Regions from separate parts of the Homo sapiens genome. Here region 1 is linked to region 2. Evidence: chromatin loops called from intact Hi-C (ENCODE). Cell type or tissue: gastrocnemius medialis. All regions are shown on one strand. Links, peaks and the distances in the headings refer to the core of each region. The heading gives the core; the rest is flanking DNA. Region 1 has its middle 240 kb from the start of LINC01950. Region 2 has its middle 94 kb from the start of LINC01950.

Region 1 (5,391 bases), core at 156-5,155, 140 kb before region 2:
ATCCTCCAATATTGTCTATGCATCTAAAATAGCTTTTGCATTCATTCATATTTCCAATGATATAAATATGCCTGTTACCAACTACTTGTTATGATTTTTCCCCATTTAGGACCATCTTAAATTGATTTTTTGGCTTAAAATCAGAAAGAGATGTCCAGAGGAAGTCATTGAAAATAAATTCTATTTGCAGAACATGAAATTGTTGTGGTTGTGTGGTAGGTGAATGATTGTACACTTTAGAAATGGAAAGTTTAACAAGGTAGAGAATTTGTATTTGTGTTCAACAGAATTCCTTTGAGCGCTGGCTGTTGTGAGAGAAGCATTCTGAGCAGAAGACAAACTCTGCTCCTTTGGGGGCTGCAGATGGTGTGCACATTCACCTGTCAGTAGCCCTGGGTGTGTAAGCCATACCAGATGGAAAGGGAGAGAGAGAGAAGCAAGGCAGGAAGTGAGCATGGAGAAGTAAGAGGCAGCATCTGTGTGAGAGAGAACTGGCTTGAATAAGAAATGGCCAGAAATAATTTTTAGAAAGATTTCTGTGAAGCTTTGTGTAAATTCTCCATATTATCCATTAAAAGCAATTCACAATCAAGACCTACATAATACTTCAGGCCTTCTGTGGTCAGATTGCTGTTTAATTGAATGCAATGCTGTATAAAGACTGGTCCAGGTGACAGTCAGCTATATTTGGAATAAGTATGGGGAGGCACATGTGGGATTTTTGGATTCAAATTATTACCCTAGACCTAAACTAAAAGTGTACCTTCAGTATGATCATCTATGTTTTGGAATTATATGAAAATTAGTATTATGAAGTTTATACTGCATGTTTATTTCAACTGAAGAAACAGGGCATTATGAAATTTTGTAAAATATAAACATAGAGGAGTGTTCCTTGTATTATGTACATATGTGTCCATAGGATATATCTACAGTAGGGCAGTAGGGAAGGATAGATGTAGAAGTTTGGCAGAGATTTACGGGTAAGCCATATAATTCTAGAAACTGAATCAAAAACAGGAGGAACTGACCAGTATCAATGTTCACACACAATGTCCAAGGCAGAACTTAGAGTCAACAGTTAGATGGTTGATTAACCAAGAAGAAGAGCTGACTGAATGAACTCAATCTTTTATCTCCTATGATATCAAGCCTCTGGATGATATCACCTATTATAGTAAGAAGGTCATGAGACATCAATAAGGAAACAATAAGTCAGAAGGAGTTAAGGTCATGAGGATAGAGCAATGAGTTGCTGGGGGACAACTGAAGATGAGACAAGGGAGGGAGGCAGAAAAAACTATTTAATTGTATTGTGTGTAAGTCAGATCACCCCTTATGTCATTGGTTCTTGACCAGACTATGACTGGTTAAGGTTTGCTTTTAAAGACAAGGCTCTCAGGTGAGATAGAGCTAAGGTAGTCCTTGTGATGGTAATAATTTCTTATTATAGGGAAAATAGTAGCTGCATCTGTCTTGCTGGGGAACATTTCTCTGGTTGGGTAGATCTTATCCTATCAGTTTGTATCCTGTAGCATCATATTGGTTTGTTTGAGTTTAATGGTTGAGGGTCAACAGAGGAAGCCTTAAAAATTTCCTTGTGAACAAATGGGCTGAAAATTGATTTTTAACAGACTCCACGGATACCCATTTACTGAGGAAATTGGAATTGTTCTTGGAAAGGGAGAAGAGGTCAGTGACAGCCATGTTTAGGCTTGTTCAGTGGTTTTGCCTTACTTCACTGGACGAGAACAAATCTCTGGGGACTTGGCTGTAACTGTGGGACTGGAGTTAAGCAGACTTTGAGTCCAAGGGTAGAGGCCAGCTTGCCTAGAAACTGGAGAAATTAGTAGGAAATTTTATGCCAGGGACTGGAATAAAGGTCTCGAAAAGCAGTTAGAAATGCCACTGAAATGGAACAAAGATAAATAGCCTCAGGGCAGGGAAGTGCCACCAACGAAGTGGGGGTCTACAGGCGTTCAGGTCATTCATGGATTCTAACTCATCAGGAACTGCCATGGAGAATAGCTTATAGTTTTGAATTGGCAACTATGAATTAAGGAGAGGTGCAGCTGCAACGGTGGTCCATCCACTAGGGGGCAGTAGATTGAAGCATGGTCAATCAGAACTTGAGGCCGATTTACTATTTATAGGCAACGTTCTGGATTTTATTTCCAAACCAAGTAACCATCATGATTTTTGGAAGAGGAAAAAGAGGAAACTCTAGCAAACCTTCAGGCACACAAACAACTAAAACCTGAGGTGATGGTATGATTTCGGCGGCTCGAGTGATTTGAGTATGCTTCAGTTTCATGAAATCTGACCCCTCAAAAAAATAAGGTCTCCAGGTTGCAAACCCTGAAGAAGCTGGTTATAATCAAGTTGGAGATTTTACTCTATTATTTTTTTCAAAAGTGGCGTGCTGATCATAAGCAAAGTTGCTTTGATTCTCTGGCCTCCTCCTCGATTTCTCCATGTTTTGCAGACCTTAGGACACTAGGCTGCTCAGGAATTTTGGGGGGCAAGAGACAATCCCACATTTGTTTTAGTTGTTTTAGCAAGGGATTTCTAGGGGTTGTCAGCCCCTTGAGGGAAAGAATTAAGTGAATACCACTTTTCCCTAATATCATCAGAGACAGAGACTGGTATCATGTCAGAAATATGATGAGTTTTGCTCCTGGACTTTCCAAGGGGAGCTTCAAGAGTCATAGTGACTGAGATGAATCATCCTCAGCTCAGTAAGGATGGGAAGAAAACTGAGTGTGAGGCACCATAGTATGAGTAGGAGCAGGGCATGGGAAGCACGTACAGAGATGATGCTATTCTTTGTGGAATATTACCAAGGTGCTGTCACCATACGGTATAGCTAACACTTATTTTGCACCTGCCATGTGTCAGGCATTGTACTAAATGCCTAAACAGAATGATTTGTTCAATCCATACAATAATCTCAGGGTGAGATATTATCATTATTGCATTTTATAAGTGAGAAAACTGACGCCCCAAGCAGTTGGATTCCCACGGTAGGACTGGGTAACAAAGCTTGGCACCTGAGTTTTAATTTTACCTATGCTATTCTGCTTCAAAAATGAGGCAGATGATTTTATTCACCAGGGGTTTAGGGGACAGAGTACCAGATATGATAATTATGAGAAAGGCAGTTGTAAATTTGGGGGTGAGAGAAATACATCATATAAAATATTTAGAAAGTATTTTTTTTTGTTAAATGCTGTGTATCCCCTATCCCTGACACCCCCATACTTTATTTTTAAGAAATTATAAGTAAAGATCTATATTGTTCTTTAAGATTTCTGGAGTTGAACTTTTATATCTTTGAATTCAACACTGTGTCAAAAATGGTTCATGAGGGTGAACAGTTATATTTGGTTATAATAGTTATAATTCTGAATACATTTTATCATTAGCTGTGCATTTGTTATTTCTTCTTGACTTTTACATAAGATCTTTCTTCAAAGTTACTAAAGCTCTTTAAACGGTGGAAATTCAGAATAACGAAGACTGCGGCATGGTGAGGTATCTTCACTATGGTGTAGTGGTTATAAGCACAGACTGTGGTGTTGAGCTGTTTTGGACAGTTTCTCATCTTAAGAGTTGTGCTAACTCAGGGAAATCACAAGAATCCTGAGCCTCAGAATATCTTCTATAAAAAAGGGAAAATCTTTATTTACTAGGGTTTTTGAGAGTTTTAAATGAGATGACTGTAAAATACTTGTCAAAATGCGTGACAACATAATAAGAATATAATGTGACATATTGTTATTGTTATTATTATTAGCACTTCTATTTTCTGGTTGCTAGTATCAGCTTCACTCTGAATTGCATAATACATCAAGATAGACTGGATACCAAGTAATTTGACTATAGTAGCCTTCTATTGATAGCTATTAACTGTCTTGGGCTTATAGATAACTCTTCTTTTTTGAAATAAGTTTTTCTCCTGGATTCTAATGTTGCTCCTAAAATACTGGCCACTTCTGTTTGTCTTTATTTCTAATGTCTGTTCCTCTTTTCATTCTCTTACTATTGAAGTATCCCAAGGCCTAGAGCTTGGAACTCTCATCTTCTTTATTTTATCTGTACTCACTCCCTTGGGATATCAACCTCACATTTACATTGACCACTCCCAAATATATATCTCCAAACCAGAACCCAATTGTAGATTCATATGTTCAATTGCCTATTAACACTCTCACTTAGATGCCTAATAGACGTATTAAACAAATTATGCTAAAAACTGAACAGTTGCTTTTTTCTTCTAAAACTTTCTCTACTCACAGATTTCCCTATCTTCAGTTGCTCAAAAAGCAAAAAGAAAAACCACAGCAAGTAACAAAAAAACCGCTGGAAAACCTGAAATCATTCTTGGTTCTTCTTTTCCCTCATATGCCACATCCTTTCCACTGGAAAATCCTGTTCGCTTCATCTTCAAAGGATTCCCAGAATCTTATCATTTCTCCCTGCTCGCTCTGCTACCATCCTGGTCCAAGCTACTGTCATCTCTCATCTTCGTTCTTCCAGCTGCCCCCTAAGTGGTGTTACTGCCCCCACTTTTGCCCCCTTCAGTCTATTCCCAACACAGCACTCAGGGTGATCCACTTAAAGCATAACTTAGATCCTGTCACACCTCCGTTCACATCCAGTGGCCCCCATCTCACTCAGACCAAAGCCAGTTTTTTTGTTTGTTTGTTTGTTTGTTTTAATTGCCTACAAAATTCTGCACAATCTTGGCCACTTTCCCCCATACTTTTTTTTTTTTTTTTTTTTTTTTTTTTGAGATGGAGTCTTGCTTTGTTGCTCAGGCTGGAACGCAGTGGCGTGATCTCGGCTCACTGCAACCTCCACTTCCTGGGTTCAACGGATTCTCCTGCCTCAGCCTCCCATGTAGCTGGGACTACAGGCACGTGCCACCATGCCCGGCTAATTTTTGTGTTTTTAGTAGAGACGGGGTTTCGCCATGTTGGCCAGGCTGGTCTGGAACTCCTGACCTCAGGTGAGCCACCGCGCCTGGCCCCCATACTTTTTTGACTTCTCTCATTGTTCACTCTTTCTCCATTTCGCTGCCTTCCTGGCTTTTCCTTGAGTATATCAGGCACACTCCTTTCTCAGGTCATTTGCACTGGCTTTTCTCTCTTCCTTGATTACTTTGCTTTTAAATATTCATAGCATTCACCGTTTCACTTTAAAGTATTTGAGCATCCTTTTTACAATTGTAGCCCCTTATATTATCTTCCTACATTGAGTTAAACTGGACTAATTTGAAGGAATTATTTTTCTGCAGAGTAATTGTCACTTATTAATACACTCTATATTTTATTATTTATTCTGTCTATTGTCTGCATCCACAACTTGAGTATTTAAGCTCCATTAGAA
Region 2 (5,391 bases), core at 321-5,320:
TGTGTGTGTGTATGTGTGTGTGTGTGTGAGAGAGAGAGAGAGAGAGAGAAAGACAGAGAGAGAGAGGAAAATAATGATGTTTCAGGAGAGACAGGGGATTATTATAAGAACACAGTTTTTAAGTAGAAGATAGGAAATCAGATCCAATGGTCAAGTATAGGAACTACACTTTGGTAGGAGTATGTACAATACATCCAAAGGAGGAAATATTATTTAGCTACAGATACTTAGGTATTAGTAAATTTGGTAGTGCATATATATGACATATGTCTTTGGATTGTTTTAGTTTTTATTTTTAGTGAAATAAGGGGTAAACTGAGAGTTAAGAATGGAAAAATTTGGAGAATTCTGAGGAGAGAGAAGAATGTGTGAAATAAACATTTCGGAGAATAAGAGAATGAATTGATCAGATGAAGGCAATGTTTGAGAGTCAATTTGAAATGTGTAGTCATAAATTTAAAGTGCCATTGGTCAATATGACAAGTTTTTTTCTAGCCATGTTCAGTTTCATGAGTAAGAAGAGAACAAATGGTAAATTTAGTTTCTCTTCAGTTGTTTATTGTGAGATGTGTAAGATAGAGAGAGAAAAGAGCAAAGAATTTAGGGTCCGTGCAGGCAATGGATTGTGATTAAAATGATGAACCACCATGGAATTCTAGGCTATTTTAACAGGGAGGAAAGGACAAGGTAAGTGACTGCTGATAAACTTATTAGGGCCACTGTATTGTGGATCCCATGGAGTCAAAGAATCATTGGAGTGGAGGTACTTCTGGAAATGGATGGAGAAGACAATAAGTGGTTGTGATTTAACAGGTTTTATGCTATTGGTGATTATAAGTTCTAAGATGTGACCATGGGAGTGGGGTGGGAGAAGTGGCCTGGAGATTAGAAAATCTGACGTAAGGAGTTCTAGGAGCTGAAATACCTGGATGGTTCTTTTATGTGAACATTGCAATTATTAAAAATTATTATAGAAGAAATGTGGAGAAAAAGGCAACAATCCTAGGGTTTATGTCTTTAGTGAGTGAAGGGGGATTGTCTAAGACCATTTGTGCAGATACAACAAAATACCACAGACTGGGTAATTTATAAATCATTATTTATTACTCACAATTTTAGCAGCTAGAAAGTCCAAGATCAAGGCCATAGAAGAGATTGTGTCTGGTGAGGGCTGCTCTCTGCTTCCTTCTTGTTATATCCTCCAGAAGGGATGAACACTATGTCCTCACATGGAGGAAGGGATGGAAAGGGCAAAAGAGAGAGAGACAGTGCTCCTGTACCTCTTTTATAAGGTCATTAATCCCATTCAAGAAAGTTCTGTCCTCATGACTTAATCACTCCCTAAAGGCCCCAGCTCTTAATACTATCATATTGGTGGTTAAGCTTCAACATATGAATTTTGGAGGGGCACATACATGTAAACCATAGCAGGGATAATCAGGAGGATGAAAGATGACTGTGGGAGCAGGGGTAGAGGAGTCTGTAATCTGATGGCCTGTACTTTAGAGTAGCTAAGTGGTTTCATTTGATTTTTTTGAGAAGGCAAAAATAATGATGGGAAATAATAATGAAGGGAAAAATAATAATAGGGTACAGAGGAGCAAAAATGATGCTCTCATTTTCAGCCAGGTTAGCATTAGGATGGGAAGGAATGTTATTGGAGAGATTTAGAAGAGAAGTCATTTGCTGATGGCAGACTATGAGTTCCAAACATTACAATGAAATGTTTCTGCAGTAATGGAGGAGTAAGAAATTAGGCTGGACCAGGAGCTACAGAGAGCCTTATGAAGAGGGGAATCTTGGTCATAAGGGATGACCTGAGGTTTAGAGCTCCTTGTGATGACTGAGACAAGCAGAGATGTAGTCAAGGAAGATATTCAAAATATTTTGCTAACAACCATTATGGCATGGGCCCTCACCAGTCAGAATGGGCACCATTCTGTCATAATGGCCCAGTTATAAACAATTGTTATTTTGCTATCAGTGCTTCCAAACTGAATCCCACTTTTGGATGATGGGGCTGGTTCTCATGGCAGGCTCCTCCTTGGGTTTGTTTTTTAGGGCAGTTTGGTATGGCAAGGCTGAAAATGTGTAGTTGGAGAATATTGGGAGCTCTGTGGACTCCATCTTCAATTCTCCTAGGGCACTCCCAATTATAAATGTCTGTAATATATAGTTGTAATATTTTCTAAAAGAAAAGAACTTGGAGTTCAAAGATATAAAAGCAACCCTTGCTCTGTATTGACTAATTGCTTGAGCTTTAGAAAGTACTGTAACTGTTCTGGGCCTCAGTTCTCTCACCTACAGTATGAATTAGACTGGATTAGAACATTTCTAAGGTCCCCTTTGGTGGCAAGGACTTGAAATACGACTTATAGCTTGCTTATAAACATTTGCTTCATCTACATTTTTCAGCTGAGGTGCTATTTTGATTTTGTCATTTGCACTGAGTCTTTTCAGTCTTTTGATAAATGTTCCCTACATCAAAATGTCCCTAACTTCAAACAAGTTATTTTCAGTCTATTATGTAGTGATTTTCTGATTTGGTAAGGAAAAAGAAACCACGGAATTTCTATTTTCTATCTTAAACTTGTTCAGTCTTTCTTCTACTTACTCTTTCAATACTCCTAAGGGAAAAATAATTTTTTTTAAGTCTTCTGGGAGAATTTTTCATTTTTGCTAGTTGTTACATATTTTCCTGAAAGTTTTTAAAGTACTTAACTGTTAAGTGCATTTAAATTATTCCTAAACTTTTAAAGACTTTTTTAAAAGTTAAAGATTGCCTCCTTTGTGGTTAAAATTAAAAACAAGAAACAAGGGACCCTGAAAAAGAACTCATGCTATGTCACTTGTTTAGACAGTTTCAAGGCCACTGAGACTGTTACTAAAACTTCATCTTTTCTTAATGCTGTTCATCTTGCTGCTTCTTTTTTATTCTATGAAAAAAATATTTTTAAACAAATTGTCAGGAACTTTTGGATGCTAGACACAGAAGCGACTTAAATGGATTGTGTTAGTTACCCATTACTATGTCCCTGGTTGCTCTGAAACTGAGCTTCTTAAAAGGACCCACACTTTTTAATCTCAAGGTCTCTCTGGGTCAGGAATCTGAGCACAGTTTAGCTTGGCTCTCTATTTCATGGTCGCTCACAAGGTTATAGTCATGCTGTCAGCCAGGTGTCAGCAGTGTCATCTGGCGGCTAGAATGGTAAATGATCCACTACCTAAATCATTCAGTGGTTACTGGTAACATTCAGTTCCTTGGGCCACTGTTGGACCAAGTGTCTTAGTGAAATTGGGGAGCTCCCTGACTCCTTTGTGAGCAGGAACTGGAGAGGCTCATTTCACTCAGCCTGCCTCTGGCCACTCCTCACAGGAGGAAGCATGCAAATTAAGCGAGTGCAGAAACTGGAGCGAAGGAAAGCTGGAACGGCTGGCCACTTCTCTCTGGTGGGAGCAGGCCCTGTGCTGGCCCCACAGGATTGTCCAAATGTATTACAATGCTCTTTTAGCAGTTGCTGTCCACTGACGGCTAAGTGTTAACCAGAGCAGTGTAGAGTCAGGGCGAGAGCCTTTTACAGCCTGCCATCTTGGTACCCAGGTCCTTGTTCAGTGTCCAGGAAGAATCAGGTCTTGAAGGATGGTGAATGCGGAGGTTTTATTGAGTTATAAAGGTGGTTCTCATCTGAGATGGAAGCTGCCTCTGTCTGCTTTAAATTAGTTATCTTTATAGCCAGAATAAACAAATAACTCAGTTTTCTACTTTTCTAGTTTTTATGAGCTAAGTAGTTTAATAGACTGCCCAAAGGCAGTCTTATCTGCACCTATCTATAGCATGAAAGAAAAAGCTCAGTCTTTAAATTCAGGCAGATCTAGATTTGAAACTTCACCCTGATTAAATGACATTACCTATTCTCTCTGAGTTTTAGTTTCCTCATTTACAAAAATGTGACAACATCTTTCACACAGGGTGGTTATGAGCAATAAAACAATTACAGGAAAAGGTGCAATGCATGGCACGTAGTAGCAGTAAAATCAATTATGATTTTTACTACTATAATATTTATAATTTAATATTAATATATTTGTATTAATGATAGTAGTAATAATTATCACTCTTTTTACTTTCTCATTATGTTTTTTCCAAAAAATATGATTTCCTAAAAGCACAATAATACGTTATTTCATTATTTATAATTGTAACAATTGTATTTGTTTGTAGGATCAGGTATTCAAAAATATTTTTCCACTTTCTCCTGTGATTCATTTTGTGTGTCTGTTGCAATCTTATCAGCCAGAATGTAAATTTTGTAAAGCGTGCTAGACTGAATTTAATTGTTAGACATGACTCATTCTTTTCATAAAGACAATACAAATTTTCTTGCAAGATATTGACAGTGTAACTTGGTGAATCATATCGGATTAAATATTTTATTAATATTTAGTGATCACTAGCAATATTGTGTTAATATTTTATTAATATTTAGTAATTACTCTCCATGTGCTGTTTTATTGAGTTATAAAGATGGTTCTCAGTGGGATGGGGAGCTGGAAAGGGGATGGAGTGGGAAGATAATCTCCAACCATCTAGCTGCCTCTTCGACGTTCAGATGCTTCTTCTCTTCTCTCCTCTGCCGTGCCACTCTGTTCCTCTGCCAGTGGAGTTTGGGGTTTATATGGGCACAGGATAGCAGGGAGGGGTTGGCCACAAAGCAACATTCAGGTGCAAAAACAGGAATGCCTGTTCTCATTTAGGGTCATGGGTCCAGGCTTGAGGGTGGACCCCTCACCAGGGACCCTGCTCTCCTGCTTCCTGTCTGTATCATTAGTTCCTCCCTTGTATTGACCAAAGGTCATCTGAGTTCCTCACCAGGCATCTCACCCTTGTGGCAGCTGCTTTTTCACAGTATGCAAGCCAAGATGGCAATTGAGAGAGCATGCTAGTAAGACAGAAGTCACAGCCTTTTGTAACTAATCATGGTGTTGACATCTTATTCCTTTTGACTTATTCTATTCTTTAAAAGCAAATTATTAACCCATATTCAAGAGGAAGGATTACACAAAGGCATGAATTCTAGAAAGTTGGATTATTGATGGTCATTTTAAAAGTCATCTGCCACACAGATTCATCCACATAATTGAAAAGGTGAGGTATAACTTGTCTTCAAGCACAAATGGATCCAGAAACTTAAAAGTTGCCATCAAATGTCAGTTTCTTTCCATCACCTTTACTCCAGTTAGTTTGATTCTTAGGTGAGTTATCCTTTCACAGTAGCCCATAATGGCTCCAGATGTCTATCCCACTTGTTCAGCAATTCAGTGGAAAGTGAGTGTTTCTTTCCTATCAGTTCCAGCAGAAGTATTGGGGTTACAACCACTGATCCTGTTTGA

What was found. Peaks named below come from ENCODE experiments on the same cell type or tissue, not always from the same donor. Only the 100,000 strongest peaks of a DNase experiment are listed, where the experiment ranks them.
Region 1: a loop joins it to region 2, with 12 times the contacts of the local background. A loop is called at or near these places in 11 of 110 quality-filtered maps.

The regions. Positions count from the first base shown.
Region 1 is chr5:107,244,967-107,250,357 of GRCh38, reverse strand. No RefSeq gene overlaps it. Among named protein-coding and RNA genes, the nearest start is that of LINC01950, 240 kb to the right of the region's middle. In gastrocnemius medialis, for the core only: CTCF peaks have their summits at 1,898 and 2,098 (motif pointing right); a DNase peak (open chromatin) is centred at 2,087; H3K4me3 peaks cover 340 bases.
Region 2 is chr5:107,102,654-107,108,044 of GRCh38, reverse strand. No RefSeq gene overlaps it. Among named protein-coding and RNA genes, the nearest start is that of LINC01950, 94 kb to the right of the region's middle. In gastrocnemius medialis, for the core only: a CTCF peak has its summit at 3,194 (motif pointing left); a DNase peak (open chromatin) is centred at 3,244; H3K27ac peaks cover 1,225 bases.